2 separate regions of the Homo sapiens genome follow, and region 1 is linked to region 2. Evidence: chromatin loops called from intact Hi-C (ENCODE). Cell type or tissue: heart left ventricle. All regions are shown on one strand. Each heading gives the region's core, and the rest is flanking DNA. Links, peaks and the distances in the headings are about the cores only.

Evidence for each region. Hi-C counts contacts between places; a loop is a spot of excess contacts. Peaks named below come from ENCODE experiments on the same cell type or tissue, not always from the same donor. Only the 100,000 strongest peaks of a DNase experiment are listed, where the experiment ranks them.
Region 1: it touches region 2 in a loop (2.6-fold over the local background); 2 of 110 quality-filtered maps call a loop at or near these places.

Annotation. Positions count from the first base shown.
Region 1 is chr10:58,585,090-58,593,089 of GRCh38, forward strand. The region is part of intron 1 of BICC1 (BicC family RNA binding protein 1); the gene reads left to right. Among named protein-coding and RNA genes, the nearest start is that of BICC1, 76 kb to the left of the region's middle. In heart left ventricle, for the core only: a CTCF peak has its summit at 3,982 (motif pointing left); DNase peaks (open chromatin) are centred at 3,992 and 5,199.
Region 2 is chr10:58,409,146-58,419,890 of GRCh38, forward strand. No RefSeq gene overlaps it. Among named protein-coding and RNA genes, the nearest start is that of TFAM, 29 kb to the left of the region's middle. In heart left ventricle, for the core only: a CTCF peak has its summit at 5,569 (motif pointing right); no DNase peak of the experiment used is centred there; H3K27ac peaks cover 288 bases.

The DNA.
Region 1 (8,000 bases), core at 1-8,000, 170 kb after region 2:
TCAGTTGACTTAATGCTTTGTGAACCGGATCAATAATTTATTTGTAGTGTTGAATAAGACTAACATATTTAGGTAGCATTTCAGTATTGCTATTTTTTTCCCTTTTATTTTGAAAAGTTGTTTACTTTGGCAAGCAAGGCTTAGGTAGTCTGTGTGGTCTGTTCCTGTCCAACTGTGACACAAATCTTTGTGTGGCCATTGTCAAGTCACTTTTAAAAATCAGGTATGATTCAGTTGGTTGGTGCTGGTCACTTTTGAACAGTTCCTAAGGACGGGTGCTATCATTAGAAGATCCAATGATGAATGGGCCTCAACTCACAGTAAGTTTATACTTAAGGAAGTGATTTATACTATTTTCTGAATATGGTGATACAAATTAGGGTAAAAAAGATCAATGCTTATATTTTGATAAATTGAGAACTATTTTCTTTCTAGTTTCCCCTCCTATTTTTCTTTTTCCGTGATTGCAGTCTTCGGCATATGTGTGTCATACACCTCACAGGGGACCAGTGGATCTCATTGTGCATTCTCCCTCCTCCCCCAGAAAAACCTTATACTTCCCCTTTTCTTTAATAAGAAAGCACTGTGGTGAAGTGTGCTTTATGTTTTTTAGTGGAGTAATCAGAAAATGGATTATCTCAGATATGGACTTGTGAATTTGGTATAATTTCTTAATAATTATTAAGTTCATTTAATTGTAACAACTTCATATATTGTAGTGTAGGTATTATTCTCCCAATGTGTGACAGATGATGACGTACCTTCAGAGAGGTGGCCAAGGTAGATTGTGGTTGTATGTTAGCAGAAGTAGCACTTTTATTCTGAAAGGTAGGGGCTGGTATTCTACACATAAAATACACAGTATGTTAGTAGCCACATGAGTAGCTAATACTCATTTTAAGTGTTTTCCTCCAGCTAAACTTTATCAATTAAGAGACACTCTCACCTTATTATTTACAATTTTCTACACTGGAAAGTGATAGTTTATACATGCCAGTAGTAGAAAAAAATGTAAGCATTTGTAGTTTCCTTCGTGAGGACTAAATCCATTCTAAGCAGAATCCTAAAAATGTGACTTCCTTCTTTGATTCTTTTGTTTCTTAACCCATTTATTCATCCATCCATCCATCCATCCAGTATTATTATTATATGTCTGCTACATTTCAGATATTGTCAAAGATTGAGGGATTGGTGGGTCAAAGAAATGAGGTGATTAAGACCCAATCCCTGTTTTATATGAAGTCAAGCTCTACAAGTTGCATGTTCTTGGTAATCTCTTACTGACTACCAATTGACTTTCTAAATATTTGCTGAGTACTTTCTCCGTGTCAGGCACTGCTGTTAACAGTGGAATACAAAGTGAATAAGATTCATGCAGAGTACTTCCTGTAATACCAGCTACTCGGGTGGCTGAGGCACGAGAATCACTTGAACCGGGGTTGGGGGCGGGGGGGCGCGGAGGTTGCAGTGAGCGGAGATTGTGCCACTACCCTCCAGCCTGGGCAACAGAGAGAGACTCACTCTCTCTCAAAAAAAAAAAAAACAAAAAAAAACCTCATACAGAGTTCCTATGTTCACATATACATACCCACACACACTATATCCACAGACATGCATACTACAGACTACATACATATACATGCAAATGAATATATGTATACATAGGCAGAAAGCATGCAGTTACATTCCCATAAACATATGGATATCATCTGGAAATATGTATGTTTATGTGTCTGCAAGTGCGTGTAAATCAATGAGCTCATTGAACTGAGGGTGATTTCAGGAATCAGGCATCAACCAATATTATGAACTTGTAGCCAGGTTCTTCTCTGGCCTCGTTTGCCCATTTGTTCTCTATGGGAGAGACACAGGGATTAGTTAGCCTGCTGACAGCTATGGGTTTTGTGTGTCCTGTGCTGAGGATAAGAATGTTCTTTACTGTGGGTGGCCTAATTAAAGCCTCATGAATATTGAGTGCCACGTATGTCTCATATATAATTTGTGCAGCATGAATATTTAGTGCCTCAGGTGCCTCATGCATATTTAGTGCCTCATGAATTTTAGAAGCTTCTTGGTCCTTCCGTCTTCTTCTGTGTTCATGCATACGTGTTCTGCTTGCTTTACCTAATAGGTTTCATTACTTATCTATGCTTAACACATTTTATGAGCTTCATCTATCCCATGTATTTTCCTGTCTTATTGATCATAGTTTCTTGTCCTATTAAGCAGAATTGAATTTTCTCCAGCACTATAGCAAATTTACATTACATCTGTCCATTTGGAAAGCCTATGGCCCAGATGCTTTATGGAAAAGAAAGCTATTTTTAATATTCAGAATTTCAAGTCAGTACATACACTTACAGATATTTTCCAGTGTAGGACTTTTCGTAAAATCTTTAGCATAATAAAGCTCAAAATTGATTTAACAATCTAGAAAAAGTATTCTTGAGGAATTCATTCATGCTAGTTTATGGTTTTGCTTAAAGCTTGTGGTTGGAGATGGTAAGGAAGGAGAAGGTAATATTCCTTACTGGCTTGGGGGTTTTGAACTTTAACTGGCCAGCTTTAGCCCTCTATGTTGTAAACATTTTTGATGTAGTTACAATTCAAAGTTATGGCATATGGAAATGTTCTATTGTAGGATAAAGTGGCGGAGTAGTATAAATAGGGTTTGGCTGGCTAAAAAGCTCCATTTATTCTGACTTTGAGTCAGTTACCCATTAAGCTTATGGGTTTCGAGTAACCTAGGGGTGTGTTTAAGGTTAGTAGTAATTGACAGGGTTGTTTGTATTTTCTGTGTATTGTGGGAGGAAGTTCATTCCATTTCATGATTAATGGTCAGGAAGGGACTTCTAGGATTTGGTGTTTCATCTTCCACCATTGAAGAGGATCTCATTTAGATTGTTGAAGAAGATATCTTTGAACAGACACATCAGCCATCCTGCATATATTTAGGGAAGTGGTACACAAAGTGGTTCATGTACAGAAATGCTTTTCCATTGTGATTGACACCAAAATAAACTTGCTGAAATTGAAGAATCATAAAAAATATATGCTCTATGTATCTTATTCCCTTCAAATATTAGTATGTATTTATTCATGACCCCTGCCCCTTTTATTTACAGGGACAAGGCCTTTTCTGAATATGAGAGGCTGACTAGAAATATGTATTTTGTGATTATTTATTTGACAAACACATTTGGGGACAAACACAGTTGAACCTTGGTAAGTAGATGATACATCTGGTGGTGGGAGCAGAGGTGCTGGCGGGTGCATGGGTGTATCTTGTTAAACCGAGTATTTGGGGTCCTCATATGCATCAGTCACTTTGTTTTACAGGAAGGGAGAGTGGCAGTGATGTGAAGGTTGAAACTGTGTTAGAGCTGCTTCTGCATTTCATACTTTCATTCTTTTTTGTCTACCTTGAATTCCAGCTTAGATCTCTACTGCATGCCAGTGATGGAGAGGGAAGAAAGGCATTTCTTGTATTGGAGGCTCTTGTTTGTGGCATTCTGGAGCCATTTAAACAGGCAGGGGCTGGCAGCCTGAGGACTGTTCTCTAGTGGATCCAGCTCCAGAGGGTGCTGTGCACACGATGTCACAGGTACCATGTGGCTTTAAGGTAGTAAAAACGCATCCCTATGTTGCTTTGAGTATACAAAAATAGTTAACATCCAATATCGAGTGCCAGGCCCCAGGCTAAGCACACTGCGTGAAGGAGCACATTTGATTTTCATGGCATTGGATGGCATAGCAGACTTGGCCACACCTCTTGCGACTCACCATCCTGTGTCAGGATGGCTACTGCAAGCACCAGGTAGAGTGACCAGCTGTCTCCCTTTGCCCTGATCTCAGGGTTGTCCAGAGAGTCTGAGTTTTTAGTGCTAAAAGGAGGGTGAGTTGGTCACCCTAGTCCCTGTGACTGCTGTCCAAGGACACCGGCAGCCAAGGAACCTCTCTCACAGTGGATGCTGCCCTCTACCGGTGACACCGGTGACGGTGATTGGTGGGTGAATACCATCTCTGCAGTCTCCGAGAGTTCCCCTGCAGAATTCGTCCTGTGGCCCACAGAGAGAACCCACTCACACGCTCATCCATGTAGGATTCCCTCTTTGCTCTTTTGCATTTCACTTTCTCACCTCCCTACCAGCGCCTCCGGGGATCACCTTCTGCATAAATGACTTTCACTCAGGTACTTGTCACAGGGTCAGCTTCTGGGGGAATCCAGTCTAAAACACATGGGTAGAACTGCTTTACTACCATTTCACATAAGAGGAAACTGAGGTGTGGGGAGGTTAAATAATTTTGCTCAAAATTGTACAGCTGGCACACAGAGCTAATAATTCTTAGTTATTAAGTTATACAGCTTTACTTTTTTTTTTTTTAGTTTTTAATTTTTTGAGACAAGATCTCACTTTGTCACTCAAGCTGGAGTGCAGTGGTGCAGTCATGGCTCACTGCAACCTTGAATGCCTGGGGTCAAGCTATTCTCTTGCCCCAGCCTCCCAAGTAGCAGGGACTAGACGTGCATGCCACCATGCCTGCTGATTTTGTTCTTTAATTTTTGGTAGAGACAAGGTCTCGCTATGTTGTCCAGGCCAGTCTTGAACTCCTGGTCTCAAGTGATCTTCATGCCTCGGCTCCCAAAACAATAGGATTACAGGCATGAGCCACTGTGCCCAGCCATTACAAATTTTTTAAATTATTATTATTATTTTTTTTAGTGATGGGGTCTCATTATGTAGCCCAGGTTGGAGTGCAGTGGCTATTCATAGGCATGGTCATAGTGCACTGCAGCCTTGAACTCGTGGCCTCAAGCGATCGTCCTGCCTCAGCCTCCCGAGTAGCTAGGACCATATATGCACACCCCTTTGCCTGGCTTAAGTTATACAGCTTTTGTTCCTATCCTCACCCATGTGTATTTATTTCCAGGAAATCTACAATTTCATTTATTCATATGGGATTAACAATAAGCTATCATCAGTCCAGTGGGGTTATGAATGGTATGTTATTATTCTATCTCTACTAAATTCATTGAGCATGGAGCAGAAGTCTTGATTTTAATGGACTTAGGGGAGTTTGATGGGACTGTTTTTATGAAGGAGAAATTTGTCTTTTATACATAAGTTGCCAAAACCAGTGCTGTTGCTGACTAAGGACTAAGTGCCTATCCCTTGCCTAGCTATGCGCAGTCTGGCCTTGACTGGAAGCAGGAATCGTGACATCTCTGACCAGATTGGATGTAAACTGCCTGCTTGTGCTAAGGAGTTGTGTCTGCTGGTTCTTGGCTCCCATCCTAGAGTTCTCTATGAAATGACTCATTATAAGGAAGTCTATTAAAAACAAATCTCTCCCCATTTTAGAGTATCTCTTAAAATTTCTTCTTAATAAGAGAATTTTGGTGCTTTCAGTTCCAGTTAGTGCCAAGAAATTTGAAGTGTGTATTGAAGAAGGCTATGATAATTACAGTACTTGAATTTCTTGTAAAGATAGATGCTTTGGGAAGTGAGTGTATTTCCCTTTTATTTGAAAGACAGAAGCTTGGAAATTCTACCAGACTTAAAAAAAAATTTTTCTCTCACTGCAAATCCACAGCCTAATGGAAAGTGCTCCAAGTTTCTCTAGTGAAAGTGGCTTCACTTACCTCAGCATTTAAGATCCTTCCCCATTGTTGTAGTTTTATAGGTATTTTAGATTATCTATTTAAAAAGGCAGCTGCCTGTCAAATGATCCACATAAATAAAATAAGATTGTGCAGAAGTGTAGAATATAACCACATGCCAATCCTTAGGAAACAGTGGGAAATGTTTTACTTTAAAAATGTAGGGTTTTGCTTTTACAAAACTGATCTTTGACCACCGGTTCTCTCAGGCTTTGCCTTTTCTAGTTCAATGATCTTTTCTACTAGTTCCCCCCTCCCTTCCCTCAAAGGCCTGAATAGACACTTCCCAGTTTGGGAAATAGACCTTCATTAGTTACACCTGGCTCAGCATTTTTTTTTCTTTTCTGCACATCTGCTTAGCATCATGTATTTGAAGGTGCCACATACATGTTTGCTAACGTTGCTTTAGATGCTGTTGAGTCATAAGAAGATAAGCAGTGCTAGGGAGGATTCAGTCCAGCTTGATATTCTTCTCCACAAGTGTGACTTGGGTAGGGAAAGGGGGACACTTTCTTTGGTCAAGACGGAAAAACAGATTCATGTTACCTGTCATTAGCATAGTAAAAACTATGGGAAATGTCTTAGTCCATTCCGGCTGCTATAACAAAATACCATCAACTGGGTGGTCTATAATGAACAAAAATTCCCACTTCTGGAGGCTGGGAAGTCAAAGATCAAGCGTCTGGCCTTCAAAGATGTGCCTTCTCTGTAACCTCACATGATGGAAGGGGCAAAGGACCTCTCTAGGTTCTCTTTTATAAGGGCACTAATCCCACTCTTGAATGCTTCCTCACATGACCTAACCACCTCCTGAAGACCCCACCTATTGATAAGTATCATTACCTTGGGAGTTAGGTTTTCAACATATGAATTTTGGGAGATACAGGCATTCAGACCACAGTGGAAAATTAAGCTTAACTGATGGGGAGATTTAGGAGATGCAGTGAGAGAGCTTTGTTGTGCTGTGTGCTCTGTTCTCTCAATATTATGATTTTAGGAAGGCCATTGCCTTCTCAAGAGTTTAGGTATGTGCTGCAAGCACTCAGCTTTTTATAATTTACATCCTTCCTCTACGGATGGTTGAATGAATGAATTGCTCTGAATTCTTGTACCTATTTCTATTTCTGGCCTGTGCAATTGAGTTTAATGTTCGCTAACCACATATAAAGTTGTGCTTAGCAATGTTTCTCAAGTGGTGTTGTTTATTGTTTTTCTAGATTATATAGAGTAATACAGAATATACTTTCCAGAATATGACACATCTTTGTATTCTCTCCATACCTTTTATAATTTTATAAATGTGATTTTATAATGTTTTTAACTTATCCTTGCTGCAATGAAAATTTCCACAACAAAGTTTATTAGAGGAAAAACATACATTTTACTTACTGTATTAATTACCCTTATTTGAAGACGGTTTTTTGTTATGTGTTGTGATGAGAAATAACAAGCAGTATTCCCTGTATAGCCGAGTATTACTTTTGGCTAAAGTTAGGATAATGTTCTTTGCCCTATTTTGTCATTGCCCATTTTTTCTTCTTGTTAGGGAGGCAGAGGTGGTGGTGGAGACAACTGGGAACAGCTAGAACTGAGTTAATATCTTTAGAGAATAGTCTGCTATGACATTGTTTTTGTTTCCCTCTATAAACCCTTCAAATAATTTTTAAGAAATTCCTCTGGGCCAGTCGCAATGGCTCAGACCTGTATTCCCAGCACTTTGGGAGGCCGAGGCAGGCGGATCACGAGGTCAGGAGATCGAGACCATCCTGGCTAACACGGTGAAACCCCGTCTCTACTAAAAATACAAAAATTAGATGGGCGTGGTTGGTGGCGGGTGCCTGTAGTCCCAGCTACTTGGGAGGCTGAGGCAGGAGAATGGCGTAAACCCAGGAGGCGGAGGTAGCAGTGAGCCAAGATCATGCTACTGCACGCCAGCCTGGGTGACAGAGTGAGACTCCGTGTGAAAAAAAAAAAAAATAGCTGGGCCTGTTGGCGTGCACCTGTAGTCCCAGCTACTCAGGAGGCTGAAGCAGAAGAATTGCTTGAACCCGGGAGGTGGAGGTTGCAGTGAGCCGAGATCGCACCACTGCACTCAAGCCTGGCCACAGAGCAAGACTCCGTCTCAAAAAAAAAAAAAAAAAAAAAAAAAAAATCCTCTGCATTGAGAGCCAAGTGTTCGGGCTCGGTGGGTCTTACCCTGACAGAGCCCAGCACACTAAGATCCACTGGCTTGAAATTCTCGCTGCCAGCACAACAGCAGTCTGAGATTGACTGGGACGTTCGAGCTTGGTGTGGGGAGGGGTGTCCTCAGCAATGGTCCACCATTGCCTATGCTTGA
Region 2 (10,745 bases), core at 1,391-9,390:
ATAAATATCGACATAGAAAAAATTATAAATGTTGCATGTGTATTTGCATTTCTATTTTATCTGAATCTAAAAATAACAAAAATAACATCTAAAAATAAAAAAGTAGACTGAGCAACGTGGGTCACACCTGTAATCCCAGCACTTTGGGAGGCCGAGGCAGGAGGACTGCTTGAGGCCAGGAGTTTGAGACCAGCCTGGGCAATATAGTGAGACACAGGCTTTACAAAAAAATTAGGAAAAAAAATAGCCGGGTGTGGCATCACATGCCTCTAGTCCCAGCTACTCAGGAGGGTGAAGTGGGAGGATCTCTTGAGCCTGGGAGGTTGAGGCTGCAATGAGCTATGCTCACGACTATGCACTCCAACCTGGGTGACAGAGACCTAGTCACCTATTAATAATAATAAATAATGATAATTTAAAAATAAAAAGTAAACACAGAGAATATAGAAATAGCAAAAGACAACTAATGCTGAAAAAGACTATATGAAAAAATAATTGACCAAACAATGAAGTTGTAATACTCACACACTGTGTACATGCACATGAACGATGGTATATACAATACATAGAATTGTATGACATTATATGAATGATCATTTAAGGGTATAGCTATGTCAAGTTGCTCTCTGAGAATAAAGGTGTCATTATTTAAGTAGAAGTAGATAAAACACCCTTAAGCCATAAACTGGGCAACAAATTGTTTTGTGCTCATAAATTCATCTTTCTATCTGAATAAATCTGGGTGACCAGAAATTACCTCTGTTGTGGTTTTATTATAAGGATTAGAAAATGATATTGATAGCCTCATGCTCAAAGGAAGCAAAATATAAGCATCTGTGGAAGGGGCTCTTGCTTCCATAAGCAAATTTGGCAGTAGCCACGTTTCAGGGCCCTTTGAGCTTGATGTTGAAGCCAAATCACCCAGCTGGATTTTCCTCTCACAGATCCTGGAGCAGACTCAGTGAGGAGGAGGCGTTAGTTCACCTCAGGTGCTCGTTCCGTGGTCATTATATCATGGTTTCTCAGAGATTGGATCTGCTGCATCAGAATCACCTGGTGTGCTTGTTAAAAAAAAAAAAACACCAGTTCCAGAGCCCAACCCCAGACCTACTGAGTCACAATCTCTAAAGACAGATGCCTTAAATCTTCATTTTCAGCAACCATTCCAGATGATTCTCATGTTCACTAAAATTTAAAATCTACTGCACTAGAGTACATATATATGCTTCTTCCTCAGGTGAGGCTGCCCAGTTCAGGTACAGCTTGGTATCCAGTAGACTCAGGCTGAAGGCATGAGAGGCTGATGGCAAGCTGGATTAAACTGCTCACCTTTCACCCAGCAAATATTCTTTCTAGGTCCTCTTCTTAAATTATTAACCTCCAATGGTAATATAAAAATATACTGGGTTTTTTTGGTTTTGTTTTGTTTTTTTTTGTTTTTTGGTGGGTGTTATTGTTGTTTTACATATCGGGACATAGGGAGCTTGTATCTTTTTAAAGGCTGCATTGTATTCCATTGTATGACTATACCATAACTTTTTTTTTTTTTTTTTTTTTTTGAGACGGAGTCTCGCTCTGTCGCCCAGGCGGAGTGCAGTGGCGGGATCTCGGCTCACTGCAAGCTCCGCCTCCCGGGTTCACGCCATTCTCCTGACTCAGCCTCCCAAGTAGCTGGGACTACAGGCGCCCGCCACTATGCCCGGCTAATTTTTTTGTATTTTTAGTAGAGACGGGGTTTCACCGTTTTAGCCGGGATGGTCTCGATCTCCTGACCTCGTGATCCGCCCGCCTCGGCCTCCCAAAGTGCTGGGATTACAGGCATGAGCCACCGCGCCCGGCCAACCATAACTTTTTAAAAACAGGTTTCCAAACTTTTGGTATTATAGATAATGGTGCAACAAATAATCTTTTTTTAATTTTTTTCCTTTTTTAATTTTTTATTTTTATTATACTTTAAGTTCTAGGATATATGTGCAGAACGTGCAGGTTTGTTATATAGGTATACATGTGCCATGGTGGTTTGCTGCACCCATCAACCCGTCATCTAGGTTTTAAGCCCCGCATGCTTAGGTATTTGCCCTAATGCTCTCCCTTCCGTTGACCCCTACCCCACCGACAGGCCCCAGTTTGTGATGTTCCCCTCCTTGTGCCCATGTGTTCTCATTGTTCAACTCCCATTTATGAGTGAGAACATGTGGTGTTTGGTTTTCTGTTCCTGTACTAGTTTGCTGAGAATGATGGTTTCTAGCTTCATCCATGTCCCTGCAAAGGACATGACCTCATTCTTTTTTGTGGCTGCACAGTATTCCATGGAGTATATGTGCCACATTTTCTTAATCCAGTCTATCATTGATCGGCATTTGGGTTGGTTCCAAGTCTTTGCTATTGTGAAGAGTGTCACAACAAACATACGTCTGCATGTGTCCTATAGTAGAATGATTTATAATCCTTTGGGTATATACCCAGTAATGGGATTGCTGGGTCAAAGTGTATTTCTGGTTCTAGATCCTTGAGGAATTGCCACACTGTCTTCCACAATTGTTGAACTACTTTACACTCCCACCAACAGTGTAAAAGTGTTCCTATTTCTCCACATCCTCTCCAGCATCTGTTGTTTCTTGACTTTTTAATGATCTCCATTTTAACTGGTGTGAGATGGTATCTCATTGTGGTTTTGATATGCACTTCTCTAATCAGCAGTGATGATGAGCATTTTTTCTTGTGTCTGTTGGTCGCATAAATGTCTTGTTTTGAGAAGTGTCTGCTCATATCCTTCGCCCACTTTTTGATGGGGTTGTTTTTTTTTTCCTGTAAATTTGTTTAAGTTCTTTGTAGATTCTGGATATTAGCCCTTTGTCAGGTGAGTGGATTGCAACAATTTTCTCCTATTCCGTAGACTGCCTGTTCACTCTGATGCTAGTTTCTTTTGCTGTGCAGAAGCTCTTTAGTTTAATTAGATCCCATTTGTCAATTTTGGCTTTTGTTGCCATTGCTTTTGGTGTTTTAGTCATGAAGTCTTTGCCCATGCCTATGTCCTGAGTGGTATTGCCTAGGTTTTCTTCTAAGGCAAGGCAAATAATCGTATACATGTCATTTTGCACCTGTATGAACACACCTGTAAGATAAATTTCTTAAAGTGGAATGCTAGATTAGAGGTATATGGATCTGTATTTTTTTATCCATTGTGCCACGTTGCCCTCCACAATATGTGTGTAGTACATAATTTTTAAATGACTACATATTATTCTATGGTAGGGATTGCTGTAATTTGTTTAATTTATCTCTCATTTGTGAACACTGTAATCATTTCTCTATCCCACATTTATTTAGCTCTCAAAGCTATGCTATTTTATTGTACAATGACTAAACTACTCAACATGAGAGATTTGGGAGGATCTTTGTGGTCAGCTTATTATTCTTTTCATTACCACAACAACAGCACTACAAACTCTTTTTCTAAGTGTTTCTCCATCTATGATCTCACTTTTGTGGCTAGACCTCACCTCTAGCCCCTGGGAATTTCTTCTGTGAACGCAGCAGGATGACATCCCTCAAGTCAAATTCCAAAGCCTTAAAGTAGATCAGCAGATCAGGGCCCCCTAATGACTGATTACACACAGCTCTGACCCCACACTTAGCCCCGAGCTTGTTGTTTTCTGCAGCCTTTTATCCCTTCATTTTGAAGATGAGTCCATCTCTTCCCCAGTGAGAAAGCAAACAGTGGAGAGGGAGAGTGTGATGCACTTCCCCCAGGCCATGCAGAGGGCAGCATGCTCTGATCTCTGCCTTGCCTTATTTGCAAATACCTTTCCCTAGTACTAGAAGATTGAAGAGAAAGGTAGGAATGGTAACAGCTCTGGCACCTGGAAACTGCAGGTTGATCTGTACAAGCACAATATAAGTAGTTTTTGCTGAGCATCTCCAGCTTGTCATATTTTAGTTACTACTCTAGCCTCAAACTTGAATGGTTTGATACTGTTTGCCAAAGAGTTTGCAAATATTTAGAGGTTCTCAGAGATGGTGGTCTTGGGATGGAGACAATTCTCAGAAAAGAGTGCTGCAATTCCGGACATGATGGCCTTTGCTCATTAATCTACTTGGCTTCTCTAGCATGAATCCCATTAGGAATCAGAGTGAGATTGAGGGGCTATCGGAAATTAAGCCGGGCCCGGTGGCTCACGCCTGTAATCCCAGCACTTTGGGAGGCCGAGGCGGGCGGATCACCTGAGGTTGGGAGTTCGAGACCACCCTGACCAACATGGAGAAACCCCGTCTCTACTAAAAATACAAAATTAGCCAAGTGTGGTGGCACATGCCTGTAATCCCAGCTGTTCAGGAGGCTAAGGCAGGAGAATTGCTTGAACCCAGTAGGCGGAGTTTGCGGTGAGCTGGAGATCGCGCCGTTGCACTCCAGCCTCGGCAACAAGAGCGAAACTCCGTCTGAAAAAAAAAAGAAATTACTAGGCCCAGAGACCCATGAATATTTAAATCCTGCCAAAGAATAAATAGAAAAGGAAGGCATATACTGAAGGAAGGTTAGCAAAGGGAAACAAACTAACACAATAAATGTGCTTTTGACTTCCAACCCCAATAGAGACAACTCACATAAATTTGTCTACAGTGAAGCCTCTTCTAACCCACCTTCCTCCATCCAAAGATCCCAAGCCACAGTTCCAATTGGCCACAAAATGACCATGGGGGATAAAGGGGGAATAGAAAGATGTGACTGTGACTTAAACTTCTGTGAACATAGACCCTGGACCTTACCACTTTAGCAGCTTGGAAGGAAGATGAGAGAACACTCCTGTGGATGTGATATTGAGGGAAAGTGTGTTGCAAGCAGAGGAAAACGTAAGTGCACTGAGGCAGGAGCATGCTTGGCATGCCCAAGGGTCATCTCCTGATTCTTGGCTTTTATTTACTGTTTAATCTGTAACTCTGACAAGTGTTTTGTGTATCAACTGACAGCTAGAGATGTGATACTTTTAAACATTGTGACTTTCATTCCTTGGCTGTACTGGGCAATATTATATTCAGAAACAGAAACTTTGTTTGTTGACATAAAGTTATTCCCTACTGGCACTTAACATTCTGAAAATCAGTGATGTCACTCTTTTCCTAATCAACATTTATGATGGTGGTATGGTTGGGGGGACCTTGTAAAGACAGATTATAAAGAGAAGTGATATGAATAATACTGGCAATAAATTAAACGCTTTTATTGGAAGACTTCATTTGGATTCATAGTTTGTACAAATGATTCATAATTTACCATGTGCTTTCTGATCATTCCATGAACCATGAGGAATGCTTAAGACTGCCCCCACTCTGATTGTGGAAGAAAAGATAAGCTATACCTAGAGGTCTAAGTTAATAGCACCTCGGTAAAACTTGATCTGTATGGCAGTTGACCCAATCATTTGGAAGTAGTTTTGGTGCCCAGTTTGGTGGATTTTTCCTGGTTTCCATGAGGTTCAGACATCTAGAGCTATTTATCCCAGGAAACTACAGCTAGATTCATTCTCTTATGAGGCTGTTTTCACATTTCTCAAAAGTAGTTTATTCCACAAACATCAGAGGGCAGCATTTGATAGGGATTCCAAAAAGACAGAAAAGCTTGTCCACATCGGACCTGCTTGCATGCTCCACTGGGCTATGCTTTTCTCTCTCCTCTTTCCTGGTTCCATTTCTGTTTTCAAGCCAGGAAATGCCTTCACCTGTGGCTTTCCAGAAACCACTGCTCCCTTCTTCCTCATGGGACACGGTGAACTGGCTGAGGTACATGGTAGATTAGTGCTCCGCCTCCCTTCTCCCTCCTTCTTGGATGCTTTCTTGTACTACACAGGCTGGAAAGCCAAAAATTCCATGTCCTGATTTTCTTATAGTGAAGGTTCCAGATGTGGGAACCTCAGTCCATGATGAAGATCTGACAAAATCTCAGCCAACCCAACGGGGAGCTCCAGAGCAAAGATTGCTCATTAAAGAAACCCACAGAAATGGCCAGGCCCTAGTGTCCTTACTGTGCTCAGTCACTGGGTGGGGGTTACCTTGGAAGAATGCAGATTCGGCTTGAAAGTGAAGGCAGATCATGAATTCATTAACAGCTGAGGCTGCCAGCAAGTTCTTCCTTCAAGGGTGTTATGAGCAGTAAACCTCCATGGTTGCCACAATCCACCCTTGTGCTGTGTGGCTTCGTATCACCATATACACTTGCAGAGCAGCTTCTTTGGGGTCCCAGTGAGCCTCTCTTCCTAAGGGGAAACTGAGAAGAGGGAGCTTAGGGGCTCCAATTGGTATTCACTATCCCCACCTTCCCCACCCAATGTCCATTCTAAATTCCCTGCTTCCTCAGCTACCACCTCCGTGGCTTACCTACTGAGCTGACTCTAACTCCCATTCCTGAGGGGTCTGGACCCCTGATAATCACACTTTTCTCAGATCAGGATGGCTGCACTTGTCCATTCACAGTCACATCTGGATAAAGGAGTAACAGGAAGTGCCCCTGCAGATCACCTGAGTTCTGTAAATGTTCCTCTCAATTGTATAAGAAAGAGGTGTAAGCCTCACCTTTTTCTGCTGGTCAGGGCCAATGACACCTTTCAGGACAATGACTCCTGTTCTTGCCTGCTGGTCCTGAATATAAAGAGCCAAAGTGCCCAGAGGGCAGCTGAGGCTGGTAGTTTAATGGAAATCTTGCTGTGTCCCTTGGCAAGGGTGTGTCCCCTTTTGGAACTGGGACCTCTAATCCTGCAGAGCCCAGAGTTAAAGGGACAAAAAGAAAAGCCCCCTAGTGGGTCATTGAAAATGATGTTAGGTAGGGCCACTTGTGCTTCTATACCTTGGTTCCTACTGGAGACCCAGCAGCATATGGAGGTGTCTGATTCAGTATGTATACTTCATCCTATTGGATGCCTATGAGTTAGTGTTTCAGCTGTGCCTTTTTCAGAGTGTTGCCTGTGAGTTAGTGTTTCAGTTGTTTCTTTCCAGCAAATCATTTCATTACTCTAATAGGCTGGTAGTGTCTGGATGGGGCAGTATGTGATATGACCATTGGGTCTCCTGGTTATGGCTCTCACTCTCATACCTCCTTCTCTCCCATACCTTCAGTGGGTTCTCTGATCAGATGCTGTATTGTCTAGGATTCTATGACTATGGATCAGGCATTCCATAGCCAGACCCTCCAAATCTGATAAAATCCCATGCAGCTATCTTCTACTGTGATGCAGTAACAGAGAGACCCAATTAATTAATTTTATTGATGTAGATCCTGTAAAAATACAACTTAAGAGTGCAATTGGTACAAAGATAGAAACAAATCTACACATACTAGTCACCTAACTTATGACAAAAATGACACTGCTGTGCAGTGAGTGGTAATAGATGATTATGTTAATAAATGGTGCTGGTTGGGCAGGTGGTATGGCCCACACCTGTAATCCCAGCACTGTGGGAGGCCAAGGTGGGAGTATCACTTGAGGCCAGGAGTTTGAGATCAGCCCAGGGAACAAAGTGAGACCCTATGTCTACCAAAAAATGTTTAAAAATTAGATGGACATGGTGGCACACACTTGTAATACCAGCTACTTGAGACTGCAGTGAGCTATGATCATGCCACTGCACTCCAGCCTGGGAAACACAGTGAAACCTTGTCTCTAAAAAATAAATGCATACATACATACATACATACATAAAAATAAATTATGCTGGGCTGGGAGCAGTGGCTCATGCCTGTAATCCCAGCACTTTGTGAGGCCAAGGCAGGTGGATCACCTGAGGTCAGGAGTTCAAGACCAGCCTGACCAACATGGCGAAACCGCGTCTCTACTGAAAATACAAAAATTAGCCGGGCGTGGTGGTGGGCACCTGTAATCCCAGATACTTGGGAGGCTGAGGCAGGAGAATTGCTTGAACCTGGCAGAGGTTGCAGTGAGCCAAGATCGCACCATTGCACTCCAGAGCCTGGGCAATAGAGTGAGACTCTGTCTCAAAAAAAAAAAAAAAAAAAAAAAGGATGCTGGGCAACTGGATATCCACATGGAAAAAATGTATCTTGATCTTGAGCCTTCCTTACACTAAACTAAAAAAATAAATCCAGCTGGATTGTTGATCTAAATGTGAATGGTAAGACAATAAAGCTTTAGGAGAAAACAGAAAATTTCTGATACCTTGGAGTATGCAAAGATTTCTTAAAAAGACAACAAAGTACTTACCAAAAAGGAATATACTTATGAATTGGAGTTTAATAAAATTGAGAACTTATGTTTATCAAACAAACAAACCACATGGAATGTCAAAAGGCAAGCCAGGTCTAGGAGAAAATATTTGCAATGGCACCTGCTTAACAAAGGACTCCTACCCATTTATATAAAATTCTCTTATTTTCTTACAAATAAGAAAAAGAGATAACCCAACAAAAAGAGCAACAAGCAAGATTTAACAGGTGCTTTACCAAAGAGGATATCATTCATTTAATTCATTTGTTTCTGTTTATTTTCTTTTGTTTATTTACTTTTTATTTTTTATTATACTTTAAGTTCTATGGTACATATGCACAACGTACAGGTTTGTCACATATGTATACATGTGCCAAGTTGGTGTTACTGTACCTGTTAGCTCGTCATTTACATTAGGTACTTTTTTTTAAAATTATACTTTAAGTTCTAAGGTACATGTGCACAGCGTGCAGGTTAGTCACATATGTATACATGTGCCATATTGGTGTGCTGCACCCGTTGACTCGTCATTTACATTAGGTATTTCTCCTAATGCTATCCCTCCCTGCTCCCCCCACTCCACGACAGGCCCTGGTGTATGATGTTCCCCACCCTGTGTCCAAGTGTTCTCATTGTTCAATTCCCACCTATGAGTGAGAACATGTGGTGTTTGGTTTTCTCTTCTTGCGATAGTTTGCTCAGAATGATGGTTTCCAGCTTCATCCATGTCCCTACAAAGGACATAAACTCATCCTTTTTTATGGCTGCATAGTATTCCATGGTGTATATGTGCCACATTTTCTTAATCCAGTCTATCATTGATGGACATTTGGGTTGGTTGCAAGTCTTTGCTGTTGTGAACAGTGCCACAATAAACATACATGTGCAAGTGTCTTTATAGCAGCATGATTTATAATCCTTTGGGTATATACCCAGTAATGGGATTGCTGGGTCAAATGGTACTTCTAGTTCTAGATCCTTGAGGAATTGCCACACTGTCTTCCACAATGGTTGAACTAGTTTATAGTCCCATCAACAGTGTAAAAGTGTTCCTATTTCTCTGTGTCCTCTCCAGCACCTGTTGTTTCCTGACTTTTTAATGATTGTCATTCTAACTGGTGTGAGATGGTATCTCATTGTGGTTTTGATTTGCATTTCTCTGATGGCCAATGATGATGAGCATTTTTTCATGTGTCTGTTGGCTGCATAAATGTCTTCTTTTGAGAAGTGTCTGTTCACATCCTTGGCCCACTTTTTGATGGGGTTGTTTGATTTTTTTCTTGTAAATTTGTTTAAGTTCTTTGTAGATTCTGGATATTAGCCCTTCGTCAGATGGGTACATTGTAAAAATTTTCTCCCATTCTGTAGGTTGCCTGTTCACTCTGATGGTTGTTTCTTTGGCTGTGCAGAAGCTCTTTAGTTTAATTAGATCCCATTTGTCAATTTTGGCTTTTGTTGCCATTGCTTTTGGTGGTTTAGTCATGAAGTCCTTGCCCATGCCTATGTCCTGAATGGTATTGCCTAGGTTTTCTTCTAGGGTTTTTATGGTTTTAGGTCTAACATTTAAGTCTTTAATCCATCTTGAATTAATTTTTGTACAAAGTGTAGGGAAGGGATCCAGTTTCAGCTTTCTACATATGGCTAGCCAGTTTTCGCAGCACCATTTAATAAATAGGGACTCCTTTCCCCATTGCTTGTTTGTGTCAGGTTTGTCAAAGATCAGATGGTTGTAGACGTGTGGTATTATTTCCAATGGCTCTATTCTGTTCCATTGGTCTATATCTCTGTTTTGGTACCAGTACCATGCTGTTTTGGTTACTGTAGCCTTGTAGTATAGTTTGAAGTCAGATAACGTGATGCCTCCAGTTTTGTTCTTTTGGCTTAGGATTGTCTTGGCTATGCGAGCTCTTTTTTGGTTCCATATGAAATTTAAAGTGGTTTTTTTCCAATTCTGTGAAGAAAGTCATTGGTAGCTTGATGGGGATGGCATTGAATCTATAAATTAACTTGGGCAGTATGGCCATTTTCACGATATTGATTCTTCCTACCCATGAGCATGGAATATTCTTCCATTTGTTTGTGTCCTCTTTTATTTCATTGAGCAGTGGTCTGTAGTTCTCCTTGAAGAGGTCCTTCACATCCCTTGTAAGTTGAATTCCTAGGTATTTTATTCTCTTTGAAGCAATTGTGAATGGGAGTTCACTCATGATTTGGTTGTCTCTTTGTCTGTTATTGTTGTATAGGAATGCTTGTGATTTTTGCACATTGATTTTGTATCCGAGACTTTGCTGAAGTTACTTCTCAGCTTAAGGAGATTTTGGGCTGAGACAATGGGGTTTTCTAAATATACAATCATGTCATCTGCAAAAAGGGACAATTTGACTTCCTGTTTTCCTAATTGAATACCCTCTCTTTCTCCTGCCTAATTGCCCTGGCCAGAACTTCCAACACTGTGTTGAATAGGAGAGGAGGGAGAGGGCATCCCTGTCTTGTGCCAGTTTTCAAAGGGAATGCTTCCAGTTTTTGCCCATT